2 separate regions of the Homo sapiens genome follow, and region 2 is linked to region 1. Evidence: chromatin contacts called from ENCODE Hi-C or POLR2A ChIA-PET data. All regions are on one chromosome and are shown on one strand. Each heading gives the region's core, a stretch centred on a gene start or an enhancer-like site at or near the end of the contact. The rest is flanking DNA. Distances are from core to core; before and after follow the strand shown.

Region 1 (2,508 bases), core at 5-2,504:
GGCACAGTGGCTCACACCTGTAATTCCAGCACTTTAAGAAGCCGAGGCAGGTGGATCACGAGGTCAGGAGATCGAGACCATCCTGGCTAACACGGTGAAACCTCATCTCTACTGAAAATACAAAAAATTAGCCGGGCATAGTGGCACGCGCCTGTAATCCCAGCTACTTGGGAGGCTGAGGCAGGAGGATCACTTGAACCAGGGAGACAGAGGTTGCAGTGAGCCGAGATCACGCCACTGCACTGCCTGGGTGACAGACTGAGACTCTGTCTCAAAAAAAGAAAATGCAAAACCCAGCTGGGCGTGGTGGCTCACACCTGTAATCCTGGCACTCTGGGTGGCAGAGGCAGGAGGATCACCTGGGCCCAGGAGTTCAAGACCAGCCTGGGCAATATGGTGAGACCCTGTCTCTAAAGAAATTTTAAAATATCAGCCAAGTGGCCAGGTGCAGTGGTTCATGCCTGTAAACCCAGCACTTTGGGAGGCCAAGGAGGGCAGATCACGAGGTCAGGAGTTCGAGACTAGGCTAACAGGTGAAACCCCATCTCTACTAAAAATACAAAAATTAGCTGGGCATGGTGGCGTGTGCCTGTAATCCCAGCTACTCAGGAGGCTGAGGCAGGAGAATCGCTTGAATCAGGGAGGCGGAGGTTGCAGTGAGCCAAGATCGTGCCACTGCACTCTAGCCTTGGCTACAGAGCGAGACTCCGTCTCAAAAAAAAAAAAAAAAAAAAAAAGAAAAAAAAAAGAAAAAAGAAGGGCCAGGCGCGGTGGCTCATGCCTGTAATCCCAGCACTTTGGGAGGCTGAGGCAGGTGGATCACGAGGTCAGGAGTTCAAGACCAGCCTGGCCAAGATGGTGAAACCCCGTCTCTACTAAAAATACAAAAAATTAGCCAGGCACAGTGGCAGGCGCCTGTAATACCAGCTACTCGGGAGGCTGAGGCAGGAGAATTGCTTGAACTCAGAGGGCGGATGTTGCAGTGAGCCGAGATTGCACCACTGCACTCCAGCCTGGGCAACAGAGTAAGACTATGTCTAAAACATAAAATAAAATAAAGTAAAATAAAATAGAAAGAAAAAAAAATTAGCCAAGCACAGTGGCACATGCCTGTGGTCCCAGCTACTCAGGGGGCTAAGGCAGGAGGATTGCTTGAGCCCAGGAGGTCAAGGCTGCAGTGAGCTATGTTTGTGCCACTCCCGCCTGAGTGACAGAGTGAGACCCTGTCTCTAACAACAAAACCAAAACCAAAACCAAAGGAGGCCGGGCACGGTGACTCATGCCTATAATCCCAGCACTTTGGGAGGCCGAGGTGGAAATTCAAGACCAGCCTGGCCAAGATAGTGAAACCCCATCTCTACTAAAAATACAAAAACTAGCCAGGCGTGGTGGCACACACCTGTAATCCCAGCTACTCAAGAGGCTGAGGCAGAAAATTGCTTAAACCAGGAGGTGGAGGTTGCAGTGAGCCGAGATTGCACCACTGCACTCCAGCCTGTGAGACTCTGTCTCACAAAAAAAAAACAAAAAAAAACAAAAAAAACAAAAAACCAAAGGAGCAGAACAACCTACCTCACAATTTGAAAGCCTGCTATTTTCAGGAAGTGCTTGTCCTTCTATCCTGTGGTGTGATACACAGCTACCCTAACCCAACCAGAAAAGGCCCAAAAAAGGCATCAACTAAGGTCTCTCTTCCCAGAGTTCTAGACCATCAGAAATACACTGCTGAAAAGCCAATCAGTCTCAGAAAAAGTTGGCCTATTCCAGAAAAAAGCTTGTAGTTCTATCCAGAATGCAGTTCATTAAAGATCACTGCCTCGGGCTGGGTGCAGTGGCTCAGGCCTGTAATCCCAACACTTAGGGAGACTGAGGCGGGTGGATTACCTAAGGTCAGGAGTTGCAGACCAGCCTGGCTAACATGGTGAAACCCCCGTCTCTTCTAAAAAAATACAAAAATTAGTTGGGTGTGGTGGCGGGCGCCTATAATCCCAGCTACTCGGGAGGCTGAGGTGGGAGAGTCACTTTAACCAGGAGGCGGAGGTTGCAGTGAGCAGAGATTGTGCCACTGCACTCCTGCCTGGGCGACAAGAGTGAAACTCCGTCTCAAACAAACAAATAAAAAATCACTGCCTCTCCGCAGCCCCCGCTTTATTCTCACCCACATTCTATAAAAAGGGACCTATGCTCACTGTTACCCATCTCTTGCCACCATTCTCTTCCATCCCTTGCTATCCCTTCAGATTCCCATGAAAATTCCTCTCAAGCCAAGATTACTGCAATGCTCCTGCTAGCCCCTGGGCCTGGGTCTGAGATTCCAAGCTGCCATTGCCATTCCAAGCTGCCAGCTGTTGCCAGACTAGTATTTCTAAAACATCATTTTCATCATGGGTGCAGGCAGCTTGGAGAAGAGGAATAAGCACTTGAGGTGAGGGGAGATCTTGTGCAAACAAATCCATCCTTCTAGATCTGCTTCCTCATCTAAACGCTTGGGATGGCCCCTTCCCAGCT
Region 2 (2,508 bases), core at 7-2,506, 120 kb after region 1:
GGAGGCTGAGGCAGGAGCTGAGGCTTGAACCCGGGCGGCATTGCAGTGAGCCGAGATCGCGGCATTGCACTCCAGCCTGGGCGACAGAGCGAGACTCCATCTCAAAAAGAAAGAAAGAAAATATGATTACAGCTCTGAGTCCTCTCTAGTAGAGGCCCCCAGTTTTTATGTAGGAAGGTCTGAGGGGCACCAAACTACTGGGGGTGAAGGGGTGATTGCTTGAAGGTGGCTGGGGGAGACTAGGTAAGTCTCCAACACCGGCACTCTCCCCAGAAAAATGTGTATATTCACAAAAATTTCCCAACAGTTTCAATGAGTTCACACATCATTAAGGAATCCTACCCTAAAGAGGCGTAGCAACCCGTGGAAAGAAACAGTTCCAGCAATTGCAAGCGCCAAATCCCGCCCTCTGAGAGCACACCTGCTCATCTCAATGGCAGCTAGATGTTATTTCAGGAGCGAGGAGGGTGGTTTATTCCCTTTCCCTAGATGGCAAAGTTAAACGGGTACGAAATTCTGCTCGCTACTTCCTGTTCTGCATTCGAGAGGCCAGCTTCCACCACTACACCCCAACCAGCGGGAGGTGCTTTTTGCGGGAAACGAGTAGGAACCGTCTGGAAACGGAGGACCGTGCCCCTATCCCCGGAACATTCGAGGTATAGGACCAAAGGCCTTCCCTGGCTCGGGCGTGCGTGTCTCGTGACAGGTCGGGCTGCTAGAGGGGCCTTTTTACCCCTTGGATGGCCTCTGGCCCCTTGGGGCCGGGATACGAGACCTAGGCCAGCCGCACCCAGAGGTGGCCGCTCCCTTCCTTCCCTAGACCTCTTCTGGGCCTTTCCCAGGCCAGCGCCTGGGCCCTGACGCCGAGGCCTCCGGGATTTCCCAATTCCTCGCCCTCGGCCTCCCCACGGCTCCCAACAACGCAGCACCCCACCCGAGAGCCAGGCCTTGGTCGCCGCAACTGCAGCCCTCACCATCCTGTCACCGGGCTCCGCTCAGTCACCACCACCGTCGCCGCCCTCTTCCTCAGGCTCCTCGGCGACCCGCCCACTTAACCGCAACCAATGAGAGCAGAGGGAGACAGAAATTGCCGTACGGAGGCCCGCACGGACCCTTCTCCGCCGTAAAGCCGTTTGGGAACTTGTGGAGGCGGGGTGGTAGAGTGCAGAGACGAGATCGCGAAGCTTTGAAAAGCGCGGGCAACATCCGGGCACCTGGGCCGTCGAGCTGAGGCGCGCCTTCCGAGCCTGCTTTTTAGGGCGGATGGCAGCCATGCTGAAGTGCGTGATGAGCGGCAGTCAGGTGAAAGGTGGAGCGGCCTTTGTTGTCTTCCCATTTAGCAGAGAGAAAAGCAGACGTTAATAGGTCGTCCCTACCATTGTCTAATTTTTCCTCTTTGCCTTTTTGCGCAATGACTGAGGACGCACGCCCTGGCCACAGCCCCACCCACTCAAGTCCCTGTTAACTTCTGAGGGGAGGATGAGGACCCATCTCGTGTGACTTAGAGGCAGATGTAATATGGGTGGTATCCGGGAAATAGAGTTGTACCATCGGGCCACAAACTCGGGATGCTGAGGACTGCATGGGGAAGAGTTGAGAGAAAAAAATAATGCTTGGACAGTAAAAGTATTTTTGTGCCAAGAGAACAGCATTAACCTGGTTTTTTTTTTCCCCAGATTCTACCATTTTTAAAAATGTATGAACTTGGAAAAGTCACTAAATCTCTTTGGGGCTCAGTTTCTAAAACGGAAACAGGGGTAATGACAGCACCTTCGTCACAGAGTTTGTTTGGAGGCAATGAAATGGAAATGCGTGTAAAGAGCCCAGTAATAGATGGAATGTACAAGAACTATTAGTGTTGTAAACGGCGCTTTCAAAATGGAAGTTAGGCCGGGTGCAGTGGCTCACGCCTGTAATCCTAGCACTTTGGGAGGCCAAGGCGGGTGGATCACCTTAGGTCGGGAGTTCGAGACCACCCTGACCAACATGATGAAACCCCGTCTCTACTAAACATACAAAAATTAGCCGGGCTTAGTGGTGGGCGCCTGTAATCCCAAGCTACTTGGAAGGCTGAGGCGAGAGGATCGATTGAGCCCGGGAGGTTGAGGCTGCAGTGAGTTGAGCTCGTGCCACTGCACTCCAGCCTGAGTGTCAGAGTGAGACTCTGTCTCAAAAAAAATAAAAAATAAAAAGAACATTAACAATGTCGTACGGGATCAGACTAGTGTGTTTTCCAGCCCTAAATGTGTTCTGTGGTGGGGAAATCTGGCTGCCCTCAAACATCAGAGATGTATGTTGGATACCCCTAATTTCTCTCTCATGACTTGTTGTGACTTGGCTATCAAGCTATTAAAACCACTTCAGATTATCTTCTCCATGCACTGTTTTCACAGTTTTTGGGGGGTCAAATACATTTATCTAAATCAAGTTGTAAAATACATTAGTATGGAAATTGGTTTGCACAGTAGCTCCATGCAACACTGTAAACATATAGAAGGACAAATTTCG

The links. A loop is a pair of places that touch in the nucleus more often than their neighbours do. ChIA-PET counts read pairs that join two places held with the same protein, here RNA polymerase II (POLR2A). Pooled maps may share reads with other maps.
Region 2: a loop to region 1 is called in a map of endothelial cell of hepatic sinusoid, with 6 times the contacts of the local background. The contact joins the promoter of RAD9B here to the enhancer-like site in region 1. A Hi-C loop is called at or near these places in 1 of 168 maps with a recorded cell type or tissue (endothelial cell of hepatic sinusoid) and 1 of 50 pooled maps. POLR2A ChIA-PET finds 5 or more read pairs at or near these places in 2 of 52 experiments (AG04450 and H1).

Annotation. Positions count from the first base shown.
Region 1 is chr12:110,383,162-110,385,669 of GRCh38, forward strand. All of the region lies in intron 6 of ANAPC7 (anaphase promoting complex subunit 7), which reads right to left. Among named protein-coding and RNA genes, the nearest start is that of ANAPC7, 19 kb to the right of the region's middle. RefSeq lists an enhancer at 1,580-1,639. Within about 2 kb of position 1,255, at least 3 of the 41 ENCODE cell types and tissues checked have a DNase peak (open chromatin) inside an H3K27ac peak, as active enhancers do.
Region 2 is chr12:110,501,075-110,503,582 of GRCh38, forward strand. It overlaps RAD9B (RAD9 checkpoint clamp component B), which reads left to right and starts at 1,257. Exons shown (of 11, transcript NM_001286535.2): 1 at 1,257-1,309. The coding sequence starts at 1,264. It overlaps VPS29 (VPS29 retromer complex component), which reads right to left and starts at 1,037. Exons shown (of 4, transcript NM_016226.5): 1 at 975-1,037. The coding sequence starts at 977. RefSeq lists an enhancer at 866-1,005.